Linked DNA regions of Homo sapiens: region 1 is linked to region 2. Evidence: chromatin contacts called from ENCODE Hi-C data. All regions are on one chromosome and are shown on one strand. The core of a region is the stretch at or near the end of the contact, and the rest is flanking DNA. Distances in the headings are between cores, read along the strand shown. Region 1 overlaps KCNAB1 (potassium voltage-gated channel subfamily A regulatory beta subunit 1). Region 2 overlaps LEKR1 (leucine, glutamate and lysine rich 1).

Region 1 (5,068 bases), core at 1,749-4,248, 490 kb before region 2:
GTGTTTCAATTTTAAAAAGCAGTTTTGTTTCCATTTTAACTGCAAATTCACCAAAAATTTTCCTGATACTTTAGGCCTATTTAGCTGATGTTTTGTCCTGTACAGACCAAAAAAATTGTGTCATAAAAAGACAAATTTATTTCATCCGTCCTAAGAAATGACAATGGGGGACAGTAGGGTTCACTTCAGGTTCTTTCCATCTCAAGTTCGTCTGTTTAGAAAATCTCATGTTTCTGTTCATAGTGGACCTCCTCATTGGAACAATATTTCTGCAGAGTGGACTAGGGCATTAGACAGACACAACTTCAAATTCTGGCTTTGCTACCTATCAGACTGTACACTTGGGAAAAGCTACTATCCTCACAGAGGCTCACTTTCCTCACCTGAAAACAGAGGAAACATAAAGCACCATCTGAATGAGTTAACAATGTGGTTACAGCACCTCACTCACAGCTGGGGCAAACAAACGTAAGCTCCATTTCTAGAATGCCCTAGGTAAGGCATGTAAAACTCTCCTTTCTCTGGATCTCTTCTCAGAGGTAATCATGGGAGAAGTCCAAGGCCCTGAAATTATAATATGATGAAAATCTAATGGAGATAGCCAAGCTGCAGGGCTGCACAGGATCTGTGATGAAGTCATGTAAGATTCAAGCCATGGAGTTGGCAGTGTAATTTTCTTATAGCCCTTTTTTTCCTCCTAAAATTTTGCTCTGAAACTCTTTATGCCCTTTAAGCTGATTTAATCATAAATTTTCCAGGGTTAATCTATTCAGCCTGAAAGGTGATCTTGTGCCTGTGACTTTATTTTCAAAGATGTCTCTAGAAAAAAAAAACAACTCAATAATAGGATTAACTCATTCATTCAGTTGATATTCACTGAATACTTACTATTTAAGCACTGTTTTGGGCACTTGGAGAAGCAGAAGTTAATAAACAAAAATCCTATCCTTAGAAAAATCACATTCTTGTTGGGGAGACAGACAAAAAGTTAGTAAGAAAGTTACATTAGATGGTGATAATAGAATGGAGAAACAAACTAATCATGGGAGGGGGCTAGGAAGTTATGGGGGTAGATTTTAGTTAGGATGACCTAATAGGAGGAAATGGTGGGCAGTGGGGAGGGGGTTTGGAAAATAGCTTGGACTCCTCCAAAATAGCAAAGGTATGGCATTAAGAGTCAGACCTCAATTCAAATCCTCTTTCTGTTACGAGCCAATTGATCTTAGGCAAGTTATTGAACTTCTCTTGTCCCTGGTTTTCTTATCTGTAGAACGTAGGTAATAATATCTGCTCTATAGGGTTATTGTGAGGATTATTTGAGATAATATACACAAAATGCTTAGGATGTTGCCTAGTAACTACTCGAAATTTAGAGCTACCATTTTTGTTATTATTACTGTTTGTATAGTACTGCTGTAATTTTTTTATGCAGGAAATTACCTTGATGCAATTGTAGTCTCCAGGTCTACTACCAGGTTATCCTAGAGGTCTCAAAGAAGAAGGCTAACACAACAAATTAAGATGCATGAGTCACATGGTTTATCAAATCAATTAAAACACATTATGAGAAGAAAGAGGGGAAGAGATAGGGACAGTTAAAATAATTACACTAGAATTCACGCAGGAGAAAGAACCCAGCTACTTAAATCTTGGGACACACAGTGCTCATGTGACCTGTTCTCTCTATCTACCACATTGACCTTCTCCGTGGTGTGATTATATAGGTCAAATCTGAGGTTTCAGCAAGGGGCTCAGCAAGGAAAAGATGCCCGGGTCAGTAGTATACTTGGAAAGACACAGGGACAAGCCCACCTGGCCATGACCTGTAGCTCATCATTTGGCCTGATGAACAGCTAAGGACTATTTGCATTCCTTGCACAGAGGATTTCTGTGGCTAGAATGGGGGTCACCAATGGGTGGCTGACTGAAGACTTAAGTTCTCATATTTTATGTATTTATATTTAGTATATTTCAAATGTTTGATGTCGTATGCATATGGATATGTTGTCAATATCACCTCTTTCCATTCCTCCCTCCTATCTGTGTTCAGCATGCACATTCTCTACTTTGTTGATGGCCACTATGACTCAGGGGTTACTAATCCACTTAGTTTTACCATGCTCATCATATAAATTCTGCCTATGTCTCACAAGCTACTTGCATCTCCACCCAGTTTCATTTATCCTCTTTCTTTGTTTCACTTTCTTTCTTGAGCAGAACTGAATAATCTTAAGTCATACAGCAAAGGCACATTACAGAGTTCACCACTCTCAGTTGTTGACATGTTGCCTCAGGTCCGGCAAATCTTCCAGGCCTGTTGAAAAATTTCCAGCATTAACAAGAGGCCCACAAAGTTCTGACTGTGGATCATTCTGATATGCATCTATAAGAACAGAGCCCCTGGTTAACAAATGATCTTTTCCAACTGGGTTCCATAGAAAGAACAAGAGCTTTAGAGAAATTACCTTTACTAGAACTACTGAGAAGTTAACAATTGCCAAGGCTGCAGAAAATATGTGAAGAGCTGGCTTTAAAGAAAACTATACTCCAGAAAAACAATTGTACTCATCTGGTGTTGTATTTTCCGCTTTCTTTGGAAATCAGTGATTCCCAACCTTATTCCATAAAGTCCTGGTTTGAAGGGAAGATTCTAAAGAAGGATATGCTTATATGCTATGCAGTTTACTTCCTCTATTTTCTCTCCTCCCTCCCCCACCTTTTTTTTCTTTCATGACATCTTTACTCAACAGCGAAGGCAGAAGAGATTCAATCTGTATCATTCAGTAAGTTAAAAAAGGAAAAACAAGGTGGGCCAAATGTTTGGGAGACTATTGTACCTTCTCACAACAAGTCTGTGGACTTCACCAAGCTCCAAAAGGATGCTTTTTTCTTCTTCTTCTTTTTCCCTTAAGTTGTTTTTAGTTAAGAAAAAAGAGAGAGAGAGAGGGAGAACAGAGAGTGCTTCTGCTCACCCCAGCTGTCAGGTGAAAAACAGAGCTGCTTAGTATTCTGGGGCTGTGGGTTTATGACTCATGTGCACTTCCTTCTGTGAGTTGTCATTTCTCTGAGAGATATTTGGAGTTGTGACAAAATTTAACTCCATATTCTGAGGGGATGTTGACTGGATCTCAGGAGAATTCATTTCTGTAAGTTCCTCGATCTGCTGCAGCAGATCTGCAGTGACATGCAGAGGACTTGGAGACTAACATGACTTAGCAGCAACACACTCTGAGGGTTTACTGGCATGCTGATTGAATGCAGTGAGCAGAGCCACCTGTGTCAGGGTAATCGAAAATTCTCAGACAGCCGGGGATAAACAAATACCCTCGAGTCTCTCTCTTACTTTCTGTACAAAAGGAAGTATTAATAATGAGAGTAAGTGGTTTTGTTAACCCCCCTCCTGAATATTTAATATGTGTCCTAAAAAAATATGAGGTCTGCAATCAGAAGGTGAGGGCGTTAGTCTTAGGTATATAAACTTGGCTGAGTTGCTCAGACCTTCAGCTTCTCAGTTTTTCATTTGTAAAATGGGAAGAATAAAAATATTCTAGCTATTTCCAAGATTGTTGTGAAGACAAAATGAGATAAGTGGAAACATGTTATAAATTGTAATTGTCCTGCACAAATATTTTGAGGTTGTTGTTGTTACATATGTTTACACTTTTAGGAATATATAAACCTTGGAAGATGTAATAATCAAAGTTTCAGCCAGACACCAAGAAACAATTGAAATGACATTTTAGAGTGAGATGCCAGTTCTCCATTTGTACTTTCAAATGAAGTGTGCAAGAGCTTGTTCCATAGCTCTTTCTTCCCCCAACTTTTTATTTTGAGAAATTAAAAACTTATAGAAATGGTGAAAGAATAAACACCCAATACTCTTCACCTACATTTACCAAATTGTGCCACATTTTGCCTTTGTTTTTCCCTCTCTTGTTCTTTGCCATTGTGACATTTCATTCATAAATATTTTCTCCAGTATCTCCTGAGAATAAGGCATTCTTCTATATGACCATAACACAATCATCATACTCAAGAATATTCAAGCCATATTCAAATTTTCTAAAATGTCCTTTATAGGATTTATTTGTTTTGCTTTTTTGGGGGGGGCATGAATCCTGCAGTACATTTAATTGTCATGACTGTTAAATTTTTTTATTTTATTCTATTTTAGATTCGGGGGTACATGTGCAGGTTTGTTACATGGGTATATTACATAATGCTGAGCTTTGGGCTTCTAGTGAACTGATCACCCAAATAGTGAACATTGTACCCAATAGGGAGTTTCTTAAGACTCACCACCCTGCCACCCTCCCCTCTTTTGGAGTCCCCATTGTCTAGTATTTCCATCTTCATGTCCTTGTGTAGCCCTTGTTTAGTTCCCCCTTACAAGTGAGAACATGACGTATTTGATTTTCTGATTCTATTTCACTTAGAATAATAGCCTCCAGCTCCGCCCATGTTGCTGCAAAGGACATGATTTCATTCTTTTTTCTGTCTGCATACTATTCCATAGTATTTTCCACACTGTTTTCCGAGGGCCCAGGAGGGTTGCTGCATCCCATTGCTGGTCCTGTTCAGGTTGATCACTCGATTCAAGTGATGTCTGCCAGGTTTCTCCCCTGTGACAGTACCTCTTTAACTTTATAACTAATAAATAACCTAGAATGTGATTATTTGAGACTATGTGAATAGCCTGTCCCCCACAACCTTGTTTTAGCACCCACCAAGGATCCCTGCCTGTGTCCGCTTTTATAAGGAGGGCTGTGAGACGGTGCTTTCCTGATTCCATCAGCTCCTCTTTCTTTAGGAGTTGGTTTTCTTCTACAAAGAGAAGCTTTCCCTTCTGCTCTTACCCTACTCTCTGTTCAGTGACTCTGGAGCTCCTCACTGGCTTCAAAAGTATAAAAGTTGAGAGAGGGGAGTAAAGGGGGTCTAGTGAGAAGGGCACGTATGAAGAAAACTGTGCTGTGAGCTCCATCCACCCCAGCATGGGAGAAGGCTGCCTCTTCATTGCCACCCTGGTTGGGATGGGGGTTTGAAGGCCATTCAGATGGTTTAAAACATT
Region 2 (5,090 bases), core at 1,985-4,484:
GCTACTTTAACCTGGAATCATTTTCCTCCACATAGCACTTTGAACCAGATTTTTAAATGTTTTGCGTTTCCTTTATCCAGTAAGTTTTAAGCTTGAAATAACTTTCCACTATATAGGTTTTAGTTACTGTTTTCTCAAACATTATACTAACTTAATGTGCCCTCCAAGTGACTATGAAGTTTTATATCAGCCTATAAAATAGCTAATTATGAATACCTTTTATATTTGTAGTTTCTAGAAACCTGTAGGGATAGCAGGATTCTCTTAAATGACTGATTATCCCAAATCTGATGCCTGTGTAATGCTATCCAGCAAACAGCTGGCTTCATATGAAGAGAGGTTAAGAACTCTTTCTGTCTTGTTCATTTAAAATCATTTACTTCTTATTTAATATCTGCAAAGAACACAGTCACATCATAGTAGAATTTACTGTTGTAAATTTTTTATTGTTTCCATGGGTTCTGCCTTACATCTGCATGGTGTTTAAAGCCAATGCTTCCTTTATTTTTGTAGGCATTTAGGGCCTTGTTCCTCATAATCCAATGTCATGCTGAGTGACAGAAAATTAAAGTCGAATTTCTTTAACTATAGAGAAGGACTGGGCAGAACAATAATACACTTATTTAACAACTCCTTGCCTCAGAAACTGAAGGAGCTGTTTTGTGCAGGTGGCTTAATCTCTCTGCAGCTTATCCTAATGGTGTTTCTTTATTTATTAAGGACAGGAACTGGGCACTCTGCTTCTAAAAACAAAAGGACCAGACTAGTCTACCAGAACCTATAGTGAACTAGTAGGATGTTTATATTTCATTCAGAAGAGCAAAGCTTTGAATTAGCTGCCATTTTTACTGTCTATTATTCTACTAATTCTCAGGTAATTGAGAATTAACTGCATAAAATTACATATCAAGTACCAGTTCTTTGAAGTTCATTTTAAGATAAGTCTTCCTTTTAATTTATAGCTGCATTTAGAAGTAATAACATAAAATTTATCATATGGGCTCAGACCTATGCTTCATCTAGTTTAGGATCATATCCTGACAAAAGCACCAGGGGCCATTTAATAGTAAGGTGTGATTGTTCTCTCTGATGAAATCTTCTCATGGAATCAGTCACAGTAACACCATAATTTTATTAATATTTTTATTAACTATAATATATATTTAAGCTTTCTAAAACTAAAATCTAAACCACCTTTTGGAGTTAGAAATTCTACCAGTTTACTGCATATTTCATTGTTAAGTAATTCTTTTCATTTGTCTTAAGTATACCTCTTTAAGGATTCTGGGAATATGGTAACAGATTTGTAGCCACACTTACCACACTCTTATGGACAATATCATATTCTCTTGCAGCTTTTATATCTCAAGAGTTTATATTTCAAGTGTGAGAGATATAAGAACTTTAGGATCAGGCAGACCTGAGTTTGAATTATAGGATCTAACTAGCTGAGTGACCTTGATAAGTTAATTACTCTAATCCTTAGAGTTTTCTTGGTAGTTGTGACTATACATGAAATTATATGAAATCAATAAAACCTAACAAGTATGGGTCATCTACTCTACACCATTACCTAATAAGTTTTTTCAGACCCGGGAAGGCTTATTGCATGGAATACAGATGGAGCCAGTGGACCTCACAGTAAACAAGTGGAGTTCACCCGTTTGGCTGGGAATTCTTCCTCTCTGAAGTTCCCATCCTTGAACTGGAGAGCCTCTCCAGAGCTGAGCATGCCTTCTTCCAGCCCATGATGAAAAATACTCACTCTCTTCTCTGGGCATGCAGCCCTTTGGCGTGCCACTCTCCATGCCACCGGTGATGGCAGCTGCCTTCTCCTGGCACAGAATACAGAGCCTAGGGATCCTGCCTGGTGGTGGTATGGTCTGTCCCCTTTATGTAAATGAGTTACCTCCAGCAGCCTCTCATTGTTTCCTTGTTGGAGGAAATGGAGAATTCAAATAGTAGCATGCAAGTACCTGTAATTGAATCATATAAGAAGCCTATAGCATAGGAAAAAAAATTGAACCTGTGATCAAACAACAGAGGACAGATTATTATCCTGAAGAAATGTCACCCCCCCTTAATGAACTCAGTGCCCACCCCTTGCAACAAGCATTGTTGCAAGAGAATCTCCCTTAGGTCATAGTGCAGCCTGGGAAGAGACCTTTACTGATGGAATTGGTGGATAACTCAAAGGAAGCAGAGGATACACAGATGTGATTATGACATATGCAACAAAGTATACACTAAAAGTTTCCACGTGAAATCATACAGAAGAACACACACAGGAGATAAACCCTACAAATGTACATGGGATGGATGCATATGGAAGTTTGCTCTGTCTGATAAATAAGACATTTCTGAAAACATACTGGAGTCAAATCTTTTTGGTGCCTGGACTGTAACCACAGCTTCTGTTCTGACCATCTTGCCTTCTACAGGAAACGCCACATGCTAGTCTGAATGCCTTTGTCTCCCACCTCAACATGACTCCCTACTCACCTGGCTCTTTCTCTATACTCCCACCATTATCTATCACACTTTTTACATGTACATTTTAATTTTGATTCAGCTGGTCTGATCCTCTGAATTTATATCATCCAAAACTTCCATATGGTCAGTAGCAGGTACTCTCTAATCCTCCCTCTCCTTACCATGGGTGACCTAAAAAATGAGAACTTTTTTTAGAGATGCTAAGCAAACTATTCTTAGAGATAGATAAAGTTAATGTAATAAGAACAAGAAAACATGTAAACTAAGAAACAAAAATTAATGTATGTAAAAGCACTGGATAAACAAAGGTTTATACAAATGTCTGGTAAATGCTAATTAAAACATTTGTTTAGAGTGAATTTATTTTCTAATTTAAGGAACTAACTCTTTGTAAAATAAAGTTAAGAATGCCGATTTATATAGTTTTATGTATTTATATGGATGCATAAAGATTTTAAAGTTTACTATTAAAATATGTCACTGAAACACCTGAACAGATGGAACATAGAAATTTTACAACTCCAGTGTTTTGAACATTTTTTTTCTGGAGACACCAACCAGTCTATCAGTTTGTTTTCCATTATAACTTATTCTCAAAAAGCGTACCAGCAAGGGCTGTCACTGGGGCTGGGGTTCAGATCACAGTTTCCACACACAGGACAATGGAAGGACTTAGATAATTCAAGCCATTTGTTCTTTCTGCTATGGTTTCAGTTCTGCATTCACACACTTGTTAGACAGGGCTGCTTGAATAATAATCCTCAAATACTGCTTACATTCTCCAGTTAAAGACTCTATGGAAGCCAGTTTCCTGCTTGTATTCTCTTGGTTTTGAAAGTCACTAAAATGCCTTTTAGATGCTACCCAGAGTTAACACGTTCTTTACTATGAGCCTGGAACATGATTTGTCTGTTTTAGTTCTAGCAGGAAGACTCAGCCATGCTTCACAGTTCCAGACCACAAAAGTGAGCTCAGGCAATCATGTGTTTTAGAAACAAGACACGTGATCAGAAATTCTTATGTTTGTCAGCTACATACATTTCCTTTGAAAACATTAGTAAAATTTAGCCTATTAGCTGTTTGAAAATCAGCATGGTGGTGGGGGCAGAAAGAGGCCAACAAATTGGGCCTGTCAAAACCCATTAAGTCTGTGGGGTGTTAGGATAGGGAGGGCTGAGTAGGCAATGATAAGTTGCATATGGACATACAGGCAAAGTGGAATAAGCAGCTGCCTTATTCTTCAGGAGCTGACTAGCAACAAAAGAATATGGTTTACTCTATGAAAATATCTGGACACTTAAAATGTACTAATCAGATGAAATACATTGTGTCATTTCAGATTTACAATGTCTAGTAGAGGCACTTGGATTAAAACTTCAGAAGGCGGTGACAGAGATGGACAACTATAAAGAAATGCTTATGTAAGATGGAGAATATTAAACAACTTATAACAGTGCTCTGTAGATGTGTTACAAAATGGCAAGAATTAGGAAGAAATGACAAGAATTATAAAGACCCTGGTGTGTTCTCTGTGATTCTTTTGGCAGTGATTTACTGGTGTGGGTAATAGTTTACTGCTGCTTTTCTTGCCCACTTTACTGGCCTAGATTATATATTGAAGAACCTGTAAATATTTTTAAATACATGGAGGATTTCTTTCTCTCAATAAGAAACTTACTTATCCATATATTAAAGCTTTCCCTGATAGTTCAAATGCAGTAACTTAATGTGAAATAGTCTTTGAACTTTTTTCTTATCTTTGTTTCTTTATTATCTCTCCACAAGAAACAATATTGAACTTGTATCTCAAAATTACTAATTTTAGCTTCAAAGAGAGAGTTGAGTAGCTTTGAAATGCTGAAGTACTTATGCTTGATATAAGTGAGAAAGAAATATTGGAAAACACGTGATAAGAAAATGATGTAAAATCAAGAACACTATTTCTTTTAAAAATTAATTTTCAGCCTGGGCAACACGGAGAAACTTTGTCTCCACAAAAAAATACAAAAATTATCCATGCGTGTTGGCACACTCCTGTAGTCCCAGCTACTCGGGAGGCTGAACTGGGAAGATCACCTAAGCCTAGAAAGTTGAAGCTACAGTGAACCATGATCATGCCACTACACTCCAGCCTGGGCGACAGAGTGAGACCCTGTCTCAAAATGAATAAATAAGTAAAAATTACTTTTATTTCAGAAATTTCAAAAATTATAGCATAAACATAGTATATCTATAATTATAATACTAAAATAGTATGTATATAATCTTTGAAAAGTAAGTAGATTCTTTTACTTTATGATATATATGATTTTCAGTTCCTATATTTTAGGAGGATGAACCTCATAAAAACATAAATATTTAGAATGCTTAGCAACCAAATGTTTGTGTTGACCATGAACTACTCCTAAAATCAATGTGTTTAATAAAATACTGAACACAAGAAGGAACAAATACCAAAAATACCCTATCAAATTAATGTATACTTGGATTATTTGTAACAAAATAGTTTGTTTCTGAAAAGGAAAATAAAATATTCATACTTTATAACACTGTGGTTAATAGTACAGTAAGTATAGTAGTTCAGGTGTCTGTGTAGA

The links. Hi-C counts contacts between places; a loop is a spot of excess contacts on that map. Pooled maps may share reads with other maps.
Region 1: a map of B cell shows a loop between it and region 2 (4-fold over the local background). The contact joins two enhancer-like sites. A Hi-C loop is called at or near these places in 1 of 168 maps with a recorded cell type or tissue (B cell), 5 of 37 single-sample maps with no recorded cell type and 5 of 50 pooled maps.

What each region holds. Positions count from the first base shown.
Region 1 is chr3:156,481,438-156,486,505 of GRCh38, forward strand. The region is part of intron 8 of KCNAB1 (potassium voltage-gated channel subfamily A regulatory beta subunit 1); the gene reads left to right. Among named protein-coding and RNA genes, the nearest start is that of KCNAB1-AS1, 37 kb to the left of the region's middle. RefSeq lists enhancers at 1,625-2,824, 2,058-2,317, 2,348-2,437. Within about 2 kb of position 2,999, at least 16 of the 41 ENCODE cell types and tissues checked have a DNase peak (open chromatin) inside an H3K27ac peak, as active enhancers do; they include B cell, where a contact is called at or near this core.
Region 2 is chr3:156,975,362-156,980,451 of GRCh38, forward strand. LEKR1 (leucine, glutamate and lysine rich 1) reads left to right here. Exons shown (of 13, transcript NM_001004316.3): 7 at 3,833-3,914. It also overlaps the pseudogene KLF3P2. Among named protein-coding and RNA genes, the nearest start is that of LINC02029, 100 kb to the right of the region's middle. RefSeq lists an enhancer at 3,284-3,413. Within about 2 kb of position 3,235, at least 5 of the 41 ENCODE cell types and tissues checked have a DNase peak (open chromatin) inside an H3K27ac peak, as active enhancers do; they include B cell, where a contact is called at or near this core.